2 separate regions of the Homo sapiens genome follow, and region 2 is linked to region 1. The links are chromatin contacts, found by Hi-C or POLR2A ChIA-PET in ENCODE. All regions are on one chromosome and are shown on one strand. Each heading gives the region's core, a stretch centred on a gene start or an enhancer-like site at or near the end of the contact. The rest is flanking DNA. Distances are from core to core; before and after follow the strand shown. Region 1 overlaps FMN1 (formin 1). Region 2 overlaps FMN1 (formin 1).

Evidence for each region. A loop is a pair of places that touch in the nucleus more often than their neighbours do. ChIA-PET counts read pairs that join two places held with the same protein, here RNA polymerase II (POLR2A). Pooled maps may share reads with other maps.
Region 2: a loop to region 1 is called in a map of A673, with 5 times the contacts of the local background. The contact joins two enhancer-like sites. A Hi-C loop is called at or near these places in 2 of 168 maps with a recorded cell type or tissue (A673 and chondrocyte), 1 of 37 single-sample maps with no recorded cell type and 3 of 50 pooled maps. POLR2A ChIA-PET finds 5 or more read pairs at or near these places in 1 of 52 experiments (BJ).

What each region holds. Positions count from the first base shown.
Region 1 is chr15:32,768,295-32,775,699 of GRCh38, reverse strand. It overlaps FMN1 (formin 1), which reads left to right. Exons shown (of 21, transcript NM_001277313.2): 21 at 1,346-7,405. The coding sequence ends at 1,390. Among named protein-coding and RNA genes, the nearest start is that of GREM1-AS1, 53 kb to the right of the region's middle. RefSeq lists an enhancer at 933-2,132. Within about 2 kb of position 1,484, at least 2 of the 41 ENCODE cell types and tissues checked have a DNase peak (open chromatin) inside an H3K27ac peak, as active enhancers do.
Region 2 is chr15:32,805,889-32,812,686 of GRCh38, reverse strand. The region is part of intron 17 of FMN1 (formin 1); the gene reads left to right. LOC107984089 (a long non-coding RNA gene) reads right to left here. Exons shown (of 3, transcript XR_002957769.2): 2 at 1,691-1,769. Among named protein-coding and RNA genes, the nearest start is that of GREM1-AS1, 90 kb to the right of the region's middle. Within about 2 kb of position 2,891, at least 2 of the 41 ENCODE cell types and tissues checked have a DNase peak (open chromatin) inside an H3K27ac peak, as active enhancers do.

The DNA.
Region 1 (7,405 bases), core at 235-2,734:
GATGAATGAGAAATGGAGAAGTCCGGGCTATACTTTTTGGTCGGGGAAAGCCATGGTTGAGCACATGGCCCCTACCTAACCGGACATGTCCTTTGTACCCGTTTGATGGTATATTTATGACATTCATTTGTATGACTTTCAGTGGCAGTCGGCTGAACCCTGATTTTTGTCTTCTTCCTTCATGAGCCTCTCCCTCTTCCTCAGACCTTTTATTTGGGCCTCTATCCAGACTTTTACAGCCAAGCTTGTTCCCCCAAGGCAGAGAGAATGGGGTCAGCCATATAGACAAAAGGGAAACAGTGGGTTTACGACCTCCCCTGTGAGCAAGCTCCCAGTTGTGATCCTGGGCTTGTTGGGGCTGCTTATTTTATTGTCTGTGTGGGTGGGTGGGTGGAAATCAGGGAAGAGCTTGTAAACTGATTCCTGATTCAATTTCGCAAGTTAGGGATGGGGTCCAAATTTAGGATGGGTGTCGAAAAATCATCAACTTAAGTTTATATCTAGGCCAATTTAGTAATTCACTGCAACATCATATCTCATAGCTCATAAGCAGCTAAGGATCCATTCTCAAAGGCTTCTCTCTGCATCTGCTCATTCCAAAAGAGTATACTTCTCCCTTTTCCATTTTAGCCTTCTATTTACCCTCCTCCCAGAGCAGGCACACCATCCTTACCATACTGATATGTGTGCTTCCCTAGTGTCACAGATACCATGGGGGTCCATGTTTCTGTGTAGTGTGCTCCTGTGTATTCTTACGTCTTCCCAGCAGATGTCCATGTCCTTCCCTTTAGAAGGCAGTCTCTGAGGAGGAAGCTCGGAGAATGAAGAGCATAACATCCATGGCAAATCGGGAACTTCTGCCATTCTGCAGAGACTAAATCTGGTCATCTCCCATTTTGCATGGCTTTTGTTGAGTTCTGCCAAGTTGATCATTGGAAATAGTAATTTTTTTTTTCATATCTTCTTGGGCATTCTCTAATTCCATCAATGAGCCAAAGGTAGGGACGGAAGGGGTCCTTGAGTAACACTACAAAGTTAGGGTCTTTGTCACAAAAGAAGAGAACAGAAAAGACCACCCTGGCATGGTAAAGGCCCGTGTTTTAGATGGATGTAGTTGGTAGATTGGCTGGTTATTGATTTCTTGTTTGTTTTTCTGGGGAGTAAGGGTGATAGGTAGGGAGGGGCAGATAACTAAGAGCTTAGGGAAAGCAGTAGAGGTACTCTCATTTCTAGGCCATTTGGCACAATTCCGGAAACTCAGCATTCTAGACCAAAATTTGAGAAATGTATCAAAACTTGAGAAAGATGAAAGAAAATGATACATTCATTTTTTTTTCCTTAACAGAAAGAAAGACTGCGTCAGAAGGAAGCCAGTGTGACCACTAACTAAGATGAAGACACATGGAAATGATGGCACTGGAGGTGGAGGACCTTGCACGCATACTCTTTGTGACCACAGGGTTGCAGGACGTTCTTGAAAGATGTGTCACTAAATGTTTGTTTTTGCTCATCTCTTTCTGAGGTCATCTGCAGAGAGTGCCCCATGCCTTCTTTAAGAAGTCCCTCATTAAGCCGCAGGAACAATGGAAAACTATTTAAGGGAACATTGCAGAAATATTTGATGACTGTTTCTTGTGGAAGCCCAAAGTCCACTCTAAGAGCAGAAGAAATACCAAAATGTTTCCAAAATTTTTTTAAAAGCTGAGATTTCCAGCTTTATAACCAAAGCTTGATATATGTCACATTGTCACAGAAGAGAGAAAAGATCATTGAGGACAGTTGCCTTGGGAGAGTTCAAGTCTTTGTCGTTACACACTGCTGTTTTGATTATTGGTCTTAGTTTTGATCCTGTTGCAGCAAAATCCTGCAGCATCTTTCTCTCCAATAATGTTGCAACTCACCAAAACTATTCTTGAAGAGGTCCAAGAACATGTATTATCCAGACTAAAAAAATGATTTTTTGTTGTTATGGTTTACGTGATGAAAAGGAGAAAAAACAGAATCATACCTGGGTGGAGAGAGGGAGACAAATAGCCATAAACTTCATCCTGGAGAACAAGTTACCATGCAAGGAGTTGACATCAGTTGTTAAGTGAGGCCCATTCTTGTTTTTACATCGGTCCTTTGTGGTTTTTCTGGGCCAGCAGAGATTCTGCACCCCAACTCCCAGGAGAAAATGTAATACCTGAGCAAGCACAGCCTTGGGTGTGCTTGGACAAGAGACCCAGCGGCAGAGCACCTTTTACATTTTGGACCGTTCATGAATGGGCAATGTTGTGTTGATACGCAGCCGAGTTCTACGTTATGTGCTGTGACTGTGCAGCTGGACGACCCCCATCCCCAGGAGGCAGTTTCCAGACAGGAGAGCAAATGCAACTCACAGCACCTGCTCATGACCTTGGCTGATAGGCATGTGAAGTAGGATGAAGCAGGACTCTTTAATGTCAAAAAAACTGAAGGGCAGAAAAAAGGTTCCTTACATCAAAATGAAAGTAATTACATTAATAGAAAACTTCCAAGTGGAATATTGTTCACAGGCAGCTCTTTCTGACCCTGGCTCTTGAGTCACATAAGGAAACCACCTTTGACCTCTCTGACACTTTTGTCTTTAAGCCACGTCTCTGAAATCTTGTGAGGGGTGAAGAAAGAGGACTGGAGATGAATGGACAATATGATCAAAGACTCATTTTTAGGCCTTGAAGAGGCCGAGCTTTCTCCCCCCAATTGGTGGAGGACAGTCCAGAGATGAGCAGAAATCTTAAATTCCTTCCTGATCCAGCCTCCACATGTGGCCTGCCCCTTGCCCCAGCATCTTTCCAGAACCCCTGGACTTGCCAGGTGCCTGAGCATCTTCCCAGGATATGCCTGCCAGCCAGCAGCCCCTCAGGAATGCTTCTATAATAGATCCAGTAATGAAAGCAGCACCATATCCTAATCTAATGTCAGCTTCGAGAATGAAGACTGCAGTCAGGATCAAATCAAGTCACAGAAGCCATATTCATGCAGGTGCTAACCGCCTTTTCTACTGGTGCAACTGAAAGGAATATGGTAACATGGTTGGATTTTTAAAATTCACAATGAAGGAACGAGACAAGCAAAACAGAAAAGCCGAGAAGGAACATGCATGACTAAAAAGGCTTGAAGTTGCTTGTGAGCAAGAAGCTTTTTATGCTGCTTTCTTACATAGTTTCTCTTCATTTTCACTTAACTCTGAAGACAACCAAAAGAACGGATCAATTAAAAACTGATTCCACTTATAACCATTGTATGCTCCTTCTAGTGTTATCATGCACAAGAAAAGTGCCAGTTTTACCCATGCCATATAATTCAGCTCTTTTGAGTTATGTGGGGCCAGCAGAAGTCTCAATCCTTATAGGCTTGATGGTGAGAGCAGCGGGAGGTTTGAGGTGTACTCATTGCAGTCCACTTTGGTCTGTAAGTAGGATGCTTACGAGAAATCAGTGAAGGTAAGCAGGGCTGCCACTGTGGCCACGTAACCCTTCAGGAACCAGTGCTGAAGAATAATGAGTGAGAACACTTAATTTGAGAGTTAGACAAATACAGCCCACTTTGGATTTCATCCTAGTGAACAGACTAAAACTTTGCAGTAAAATACCTATTTCTACAAAGCAAGGTTTGCCTGCCTCGGTTGGGGAAACCTAGTGGTTTTGTCACACTAGTCGATGTATGATGTTAGTGTTGTAAGACACCATGGCAGAATCTTCATTATTCTCACCTATTCTGAACCCTGCATCATGTATCTGGGATGCCCCCTCCCAAGTCCACCAATGTACCACGTTGCTGACACAGCCTTCATTTTTAACTCAAATTGATGCTCAGTAAAGGTCAATGACAATTTGTTCAAGGAAGTTCATCTAAAATAATCTGGAGGCCTTGAAAATGATCCCTCTAAAATGCTGTTGAGCTTGTGTTCAGTGTAGCAGGAGGATCTGAACTTTTCCTGGAGAGGAGGTGATCGGGATGCCATTTGGCAGCTTAAGCACATCCTGCCAGCAGGCTTTAAGTGGCTGTTCTAGGCATAGCCCTCCCTGAACTAGAAAGGAGAGTAACCAGTTTGCTATGCTGCATCTAACCAGACACACCTGACTTAGTAGTAACTCTAAGAACCCTTAACTTACAAACAACTTTGTCTCCTCTTAGACAATATTCATTAAATCTGAGGACACAGTTTGACAGTAGTTCAGATTCTTGCATGAGCAATTGACAGCATCAGAGCACACAATATCATAAGTTACATAAATTACACAAAGTACATCATAAATTACACTACAGACACGTTAGGTAAAAAGCATCAGGCCCGGGCCGGGCGTGGTGGCTCATGCCTATAATCCCAGCACTTTGGGAGGCCAAGCGGGGGCGGATCACGAGGTCAGGAGATTGAGACCATCCTGGCTAACACGGTGAAACCCCATCTCTACTAAAAATACAAAAAATTAGCCGGGCGTGGTGGTGGGCGCCTGTAGTCCCAGCTACTCGGGAGGCTGAGGCAGGAGAATGGCGTGAACCCAGGAGGTGGAGCTTGCAGCTAGCCGAGATAGCACCACTGCACTCCAGCCTGGGCGACAGTGAGACTCCGTTTCAAAAAAAAAAGCATCAGGCCCATGAAGTATCAAAAACCAGGTTAGGAGGTGTGCTGTATGGCTTTTATCTCAATAAGTGGCAGCTTACTGGGGAAAAAGAAATAAGAAAAAGTGTGGCCAAGCAGAAGTGGATGTTTATGATGACGGTGGGGGCCCAGAGGTCATAGGTGATGGTCCTACTGCCCAACAGTTGCCTTTTGAATCCTTATGTTGATGATGGTGTCTTTCTACACACTCACTGCAACTACTCAGGAATTATAAAGATTTTCTGAAATCTGAGAAGTGGAATAAGGAAACCCAGTGGAGCTATTACACTTTTAAATGTTCTAGCCAAAACAAATTGCCAGTATGGTTGAGGAATTGAATATCAGATGGCATGCAGTCTCCCCTCCCCTCCCCTATCAAGGACAGTAGAAGCTGCAAACCTCTTCTCAGCCTCCTTCAGGCACCTCCTGTTTTCATAAGCACCATGAAGAATGGTGTTTCCTAAATGAAAAGTTCAGATACTGCTGGTAAAGAAACTGGAAAAACTGAAGGAAGGAATAAAATATGTTGGTGGTATTAACACCTCCAGTAAGATAAGTCATTGGTACGGTTTTTCTAAGGGCCGCAGTGAGATGTAGCAGAAGAAATATGTTTATTTTGGGCAAAGATTTGCTTATTGGCCTGGGATTGCACATTTTCTCTATGATGTTTGCAACAGAGAAATTTTCATTTTAATGATACTCTTCCTTTCTTGAAAGTTACATGTCCTCATTTCTGTTTCTGCTTCTCCCTTGGCCAGTGTCATTGATGCAGATCATTGCATACAACAGCACAGCAAATTGCGCCAAGTCAGTGTGTGAATGGGAATTAGCAATGCACGCTTGCAGGCTCTTTTTCCAGGAACCAGGCTGTAACATTGACCGGGGAACCTCTTCATTCCCTGACATACTAAATTGGTCAATTTTGTAGTACTCATCTCCATCCACAAAAACAACAAAGATAAAATCAATTTGGAGCTTTATATGACAAAAAGGAAGAAGTCCAAAAATATATAGCCTTCCCCCCTCCCACATATCTGATCCAAATATTAAATATCTGATTTTATAAAACAGTTTAAATTGTCTTTTTAAATTGCTAACAAGCATCAGTTATATTTGAGCTTCATTTTTCTTTTATCCTGTCTGTCCTAATAAAAACAAAAATGGCCAAAAAGTGGAGAGGAAAGAAAAAGCTTCCACTTTTTAAAATTTGTTTTGTATTAGTTATTTTACCTTTAGGGACCCTACAACTGAAGAGAGTGGAGAGAATAAAGAAGTGAACTTTCATTCATGTCTGCTACTTTGACCTCATAAAGAAATCTGCAACACAGATGAAACCAGTCTGTGTGGCCAAGCTGATGGGATTTGAAAAGAGTGGATAATTTTTAGCCTTTCCAAAATGCAAATAACTTGGATATATTTCCATTTTCCAGCTATAGAGAGAAACAATCCAGCTGCCTGGAAACTGTTATTAGTATAGAAGTGGCTTAAAGAAAAGCATCTTCAAATACTTGACTTAGCATATCTTTCTTCTTTAGACTTACATAATGATATTCATCTCTCCATTAGCAATTGAATCCAGGCATAACCGGGCTCAGTTACACAGCTTGTCTGTGACTGGGAAGCCCATTTTGTGTCATTTCTGCACACCTGTCCGCTGTTGACACCTTATTAGAGGCACTGCATTTTGGTTTCACAATTCTTCATCTCCCTTCCCAAGGAATGGGCAATCTACTGAACTTCCAGATCAATGCTTTGTTGGAAAGTGATGAATTTAAGAGAGTTTTAACATGTCAAATTTGAAGCCAATTCAGTATCCTTATTTGTTCCAAGACTCTTAACCAATACTGTGATATAAAGTTAGGATTTGGGAAACGTGTAGTTAACAACTTGGAAACATGAAGATATTAAAATGGCAGCTGGCTAACTGTCTCTTAAGCCACTATGCAATTTCTACCAATGGAGAGATTAGGGAAGCAAATTAAGCCTCATTCAGTAGGTCTGCTGTCTGGTGGAACTTACGGAACTCATTTCCTCCTCTATCCCCAGCCCTTCTCCTAACTATGGTGATAACCAGGGCCATAGAAGACCTTTTCTCTCTTACCTTTCTCTGATAGGATCGTGTCCTTCAGTCAAGAGCTCATGTGAACTCCAGACTTTATATTACATCTCTGAAGTTCTTGATGTGGGGAAGATTGACTTTTATTCCATTTTTATATGAAGGTGTTAGATATAGCCATCAATTTATTTTTCTACATTCCCTCTACGCTTATGTAATTTTCTATTTTTAAATCTTCTCTTAAATATACTGAGAATCTCTAGTCTCCTTTTCTAAAGGCTGATCCAACTACACTTGTGGGCTATTTTTCCAAGCTTTGTGTGAAACTTGATGACATTGGGCCAGCAAAATGCAAAGAAGACTATAGTTTCAGGCAGAAAATCACGTCCAAAGAATTTGGCATGGATTAAACAACCTCTACCACACTATAGCTCTCACATAGGCTGAACATTTTCCTAAATTCTACCTGTGCAGACACTGAGGGGCTCTCTACCTTTGAAACTATGAGAACGTCTTAAATTAATATGAATATTTCTCTCCATGTATAGTGTGAGCTGCCAATGCATTATCTTAATACATCAAGAAGGAAATCAGATTTCAGGCACACATTAGCAATTGTTTGTTAATGTCCTTGGCAAACGTGTACCTGCTTTCCTTCATTGTTCTCTTCAGGGGCTTTCTTCCACTTTCCTCTTATGAAACGAATGTGTTTTTGACTGTTA
Region 2 (6,798 bases), core at 1,642-4,141, 36 kb before region 1:
ATGCTCCAAAATCTGAAACTTTTTGAGCACTGACATGACATGAATAAACTGTCTGTTGCGCACCTGCGTTTTGACAAGACCCATCACTTGACTTTATGTGACGGTCTCGGCCAAAATGCAGGAGCACAATAGACAGTTTTTTCAGTGTCCTTGAGGGAAGAATAAAATTACCTTCAAGCTCTATGTATAAAGTATATATGAAACATAAATGAATTTCATCTTTAGACTTGGGTCCCATCCCCAATGTATTACATTATGTATATGCAAGTATCCCAAAATGTGGGGGACAAAAATTGAAATTGGAAACAATTCTGGCCTCAGGCATTTCAGATAAGGAGTACTCAGCCTGTATAAAAGTGTAAATGACTTAATATTATAAGTCACTTGTAAGTTTGATTGCCTCAGGACTCACATTTTCAACTATGTGTAAGGGAATTAAGTCGTACTGCCCTATCTCTGCCATTGTGTGTAATGAGTTGGCATTGTCCTAGACATTTAGAATGTTCCCGGTGATGTGTATATGGGGAAACTGAGAAAATAGCTTCTCAAATCCTTTTCTGTGTTCTGCAGTTCAGATGAAGGACCCTGGTTGAGAACAGCCCCAGGTGCCCAAGTTAGGTGATACCATTTCGTGGTTTTGTTTGTTTGTTTGTTTGTTTGTTTGTTTGTTTAGTGTCCATAAAATACTCCAATTCACTTAAGGGGCAACTAGAAATGGCAGATTAAAATGGTGAAAAAGGCTGGGTGTGGTGGCTCATGCTTGTAATCCCAGCACTTTTGAGAGGCTGAGGTGGGTGGATCACTTGAGGTCAGGAGTTTCAGACCAGCCTGGCCAACATGGCGAAACTACAAAAATTAGCCAGGCATGGTGGCATGTGCCTGTAATCCCAGCTACTCAGAAGGCTGAGGCAGGAGAATCGCTTGAACCCAGGAGGCGGAGGTTGCAGTGAGCCGAGATCGCACCACTGCACTCCAGCCTGAGTGACAGAGCGAGACTCCGTCTCAAAAAAAAAAAAAGCAAATAAAATGATGAAAAAGACAAGGTCTGCAAAGTCTGACTGGAAATAAGAGGATCCAGGATAGCACATCAGCCTGGGAGGTAGACTAGATGACCATTTGAAGACTCCTTTTAACTGGATTTTTTTTTTTTATTTTATGACTCTGAAGACCTCTTCAGAGTGTAGTGACACAATGTCCTTTACTTGGTACTTTCACCAAAAGCCTAGTTTCCTAGTCCACTTTAGCCTTAGGCAAGTGACCTGGAAATCCTACACCCTACACTAGGAACCTTGACAGCATGTCTTTATACAACCTCATAACACTTTACACAGAAAATCTCACAGGTGGCCCTCTACTCTTCAACTTTACCATCCAGCTTAGACACTTGCTCTGACAGACCAGAAATGATCACTCTTCTAATTTCACCACAACCAGGAAAACTAATAACTTAGGAAGACCAGCAAGGATATCGTCCTCCATGGGCAAGCATACCAGAAGGAAAAATGTAAGGGTAAGAACTCTGCATCACAAACTGGTTCCAAATATCTGTTGTTTTCTTCTCTCAAATGTTAAAAGGCCATCCCTTTCCGATGTCAGCGTGCTGTGCCTCTGTTGGTGTAAAGCATTTGTTTCTCCTGGAAAGTGCACAACGGGGATTTTCTAAGAAATGGAAAACGATTGCCACACTCACATCAGACGGATCCCACGTGAAGCAGAGCGCAGTCCCTTTGTTTCCTCGTTAGCATCACCCGGCTCCCATATTTGTAGAGCTGTAATAAAAACAACTTCTTAACTGTGCGTCCTGTTGGTTTATACCAACCATGTCAGGTCCATAAACCATGGTATATTAAAGTGTAATAGACTGTGTAAAGAATACTAGGAAGATACTCCAACCCTTATCCCTTCCCCTTATTTCACAATTTACTGCCTCCCAGATGGGCATCCATAAATAGGACTTAATTGCGTTTGGCATAAAAGCCCCACTTTCTTTAAAGAGTGGCCTCCTCCTTCAGCCACTCTCATTGTATGAATGCCACCCTCTTGAGAATAAAAACTTCGGTTATTTGGGTACATTTAAATGGTGAATGTTCTTAGTCTGAATATTTTATGGAAATATCATTTTATTTATAAAAACTTTCTCTTTTTCAAAGTTAACTGTGGAAAATAGTATATTTTAAAGACTCAATCTGATACAGACGAAACTGGAGGGTTAATGCTATTTGTGCCTCCCTATAGTGTTAGTGCTGTTTGTGCCTGTGTTAATGTATCAGTCTAAAAGCAGGACATAGGATGGGCATAGTAATCTCTTGCTTTTCAGTTCTACTCTACTCTTCACTATTTTGTTGCAAACAAAAGATGGAAGATTAGAAATTTCTGTGCCAAAAAACAGGCACTTAATGAGTAGGGACTGTGTTCTGCTAACATGGGTTCTTCTGTTGTGTACTTTTCCATCTGTCAAATAAGTACACAAGGCTGGGCACGGTGGCTCACGCCTGTAATCCCAGCACTTTGGGAGGCTGAGGCAGATGGATCACTTGAGGTCAGGAGTTTGAGACCAGCCTGGCCAACATGGTGAAACCCTGTCTCTACTAAAGATACAAAAATTAGCCAGCCATGGTGCGTGCCTATAATCCCAGCTACTTGGGAGGCTGAGGCTGGAGAATCACTTGAACCCGGGAGATGGAGGTTGCAGTGAGCTGAGATTGCATCACGGCACTCCAGCCTGGGTGAAAGAACAAGACCCTGTCTCAAAAGAAAAAAAAAAATAAGTATTTGAGTACCTGCTAGGTAATAGTTGAGAGAAAAACTCTGAAAACAGATTTTGGTTGCAACTCTGAAAGGAGCACAGAGTCCAGTGGGAAAAGCCAGCTGCAAGCCAGTGACCTTGACATAGCATTCTGTGTGCTGTGATAAGGAATTGTGGGGAGATAGTGTGTTTGGATCTCCACAGAAAGAACGGCTCACCACATTATGGGGGAGAGGCATGGAGGGCCCCTCAGAGGAGATTTTCAAGCTTGGTTTTCAAAGAAAGAGAAGACATTCAAACAGAAGGGTAGGAGAAGGGAGAAGGGCAAGGAAGAGAAGGCATTAGAAACAGAAGGAGCAAAGTGCCCAAAAATAAAGACACCATGCAGCAAGTTAAGTCCAGAGACCAGCCATGAGTCCCACGCAGCAGGAGCTCTGGGGATGATAGTATGGGGATGGCAGGAGGCAGGTGTGAGGGGCACACTGTGAACTGCAAATGCACTTTGTCTTCAGAGGGGGAACCAGTGAGAACATTAAGCAGAAAAGGGGCATAGTTCACTTTGCCTTCTAAAATGGCAGTTTTGGTGGCAACAAAGAGAATTGAATTTACTGTGCAATGAGGGGAACCTGTTACAGGTCACCATATAGAGCCTAGAGGTTAAGGAAGGAATCTTAGCTCTCAGAAAACTTAACCTCTCAAAAAAAGACTCCTGTATCATTGTCTTTTATTTGGTATTGGGGAAGTGATCCAGTTAATCAGGTCAAAGATTACAGAACTCCATGGTCATTAAGGGGAAAAAACAGGTGAGAGTAATCATTAAGTACCTCTCCCCTCACATCCACCCCCATGACTCCCAGTTATTTGTTAAATTATAAATAAGTTTTTCTCTTTCTCCTGAGGATGAAATAAAACAAAATGAGCTGAAACAGCAAATAAAATGACTTTAGGTCAGACATAGGGAACCACCCTTTTGTAGAAAAGCCTTTTACAGGCCATGCTAAGGACATCAGCTCAGTGAGTGAAATGAAAAAAAAAAAAACACTAAAGTTTTGAGCATAAATGATAACAACCAAAATTCTTGTCTACTGAAAGCAGTTATGAACATTCTAAAGAAAGCATGTTGTGTGCAATTTTGTGATAACCATGCCAAAAAGTCAGAAAGCTAGAGTAGTGACTACTAGCATTTGCTTCTAGCCAATAGACAATAAATGGCTGCCATTCTGGAATGCCCATCATATGTCAGTCACTAGATTAATCTCACACGTTCAGTATATCTCATAGTCACAAGCACTTTGCAAGGTAGATCTTATTATTCCCATTTTACGGATAAGGCTCAGTGGAGTTAAGTGATTTTCTGACGATCACCCAGTTAATAAGTATCAGAGCAGAAATTAAACCCAGGTCCACCTGGTGCAAAACCCAAGCTCTTTCCTCTATGCTACACTTCATTTAACTCTGGCAAAACAGCCAACCCACTGGAAGCTTGAACCCCCAGCAGCCATGGCATGACGTTGAACTGTCAAAGACCTGACTGCAAAGACTGGCTGCAACTATGTGGGAGGGTAGGTATCATCATCTCCATTTGACAGAGCAGGAGACTGAAACACAGGACACTGTGATTGGCTCATGACACTCAGGTGACACAGCTAGGGTTAAAGCTTGGCAGTTAGTTATCATGAGTTCTGATTTGCATTCCTTGGGCCCATAGCCATGGAATAGAAAGCCATTTCTGCTTCACTTGGTAGGCTGTGGAACTATGAACTTCAGAATTGTTCTTGTGGAGCAATTGTATGATATATAGTTCCCGTATTGAAAAGCTAGAACTAGAACGTTGGAACACCGGGATTCTTATACTTGGCCCACAGTGACCTTATTTGTTGATGGTATTAGAATTTGAGTTTGTGACTCCAGTCTTTAAACATGGTTCTTCCAGGTCATGTATTTGTGTTTTGCTTAGAGCATCTTGAAGACTTAAAATGTGTAATGGCCTGGTTTAAAATTTTACACATTCAAGTAGGAGAAATATTTCATGCTGTTAGAGCTTCCAAGTCACACCATAAAGGTAGATGCCTTTTGTATCTGTACAAGGGCAAAATTAGGGAACATTTAAATCTCTAATTTCTTCTCATTTTCCTGAAGGCCCTTTTCCCTAAACCCTCAGAGTTTTCTGCAGTGTGCATTGGCTCTTAATAATACCTCTTTTTACATTTAGACTCTGTTTCTCCAAATCACCATATTCACAGAGGTATTGCAAAATCTTACCTGATGCTCAATTCAGTTTGAATAGGGTATTTCTTGTCACTAAATTCATATACAGTTATGGCTTGGCCACACTCTGCTTAGCACACACAGCTTGGAAGTAGCCAGTTAGAAACCATCTGCTGAGAGAGCAGAGCTGGTCCAAGAAGATCACTCGGGCCTCAGAGGAATTTTTCCTCCTGTTTGGCTATGCACATAACTTAAAATCACTGGAGAAGAACAGATCACTAGTTTGTTTCACATTTTGGGGAACTTGATAACCTAGGAGAGACACAGGTCATTTCTCAGTATCTGATTGGCTAAGTACCAGACTAATTCACAGAAATTCCTGCCAAGAGTATGGGGGGACATCAGACAGCAAAAGATGGCCCTGGCCATGGCTTCCGTCTGCCTAAAATGATGCACTTATGAAAGCTGAATCATTTTAATATAAAACAAAATAAGTTTTACTAGTTGAAATATACTACATTTAGAGATAATGGTATACAACATTAGCCTCTCAATCTTCTTTAGCTTATGTTCATATTCTAAATATAAAGTTTTTTCAGGAAAGCCAGTATATCTCTTTTTAAGCAAGCTTTATCCAATATATGCATTTTTAAGCTAAAATGATTGCTTTAACATATAGCCAGTTTTCTACAATTAAGGCTACAGCAGAAAGCAAGCCAGGTGAAGCTGCTGCCCTCCTAGAGCTTACATTCAGTTGTTGCATGATAAACACATGAGGAAAGGAATAGTCTGTTAGGTAGATAGAGGCTGTGGGAAGGCTATGGAAGGAAGGTAGGGGTAGAGGGTGTGTGTGGAGGGGTAGTAGGAAGATGATGAGTGGCAAGGGATGGTCTTTTATTTACGGAAGCTGGAGAAGGAGATACTTCTGCTGAGACCTCAATGCAGTGAGGGAGCCCATCGTGCAGACTGTGGTCAGGGTGTCCCAGAGAGGAGGAACAGCAAGTGCAAAGATCCTCCAATGTGCACGCTCAGTGCGCTCAAGCCAGAGGCAGCTGCCAGCGAAGCTGGAAAGGAAGGGGTGTGGGAAAGAGGAGGTAATGCCACCAAACAGCCAGGGAGCCGACTTAAGTGCAGGGCCTTCTAGAGCATTTTGAAGACTGTAGATACTATGTCAAGGCTGATGGCAAGACAAGCCATTGGAAGGTTTTGAGCAGGGGAGCCTTTACATTTTAAAATCAATGAGGAAGATTATGGTAATGTAGTATTAATACCTGCCATGGCCTATATTGAGCACACATTATGTGCTAAGCACTCTGCATGTATTATCTCATTAAATCTTTACAGCAGCTGTATGATAATGGTCACTATGGCTGTTCTCATGGGACAGATGAGGCAATAACTAAGCATTTGGTCTTAACTAACTTGCCAAAGTCATACAGATAGTAAGTGGTAGGGCCAGGTTTAATAAAAGGGTGATGTTTCAAAATCCCTTATCTTTCATGAAGTATCACAGCATAGATCCTAGATACGAGACTTACTTATTTTCGTTCATTTTACATCATTGTAGCCCTAAATTAAAGGAATCTGAAGGCTTATGTTACATAATAACATGTTACATAATAACATAACAACTTATGTTGTAGCTTATGTTAACAACTTTCCTATTTTTCTGGATATTTTAAAGTGTGAGAGTGGTATTTTCATATATAATAATATATCTTCTGATTGTAGAGAAGGATATATAAAAGAACCACCCCAAAATGAAACCTCTTGATAATCCTATAGAAAGAACATAGGTTCTTAACCTGTGGATTCAGAATTGTATCTTAGTATCACTGATTTTC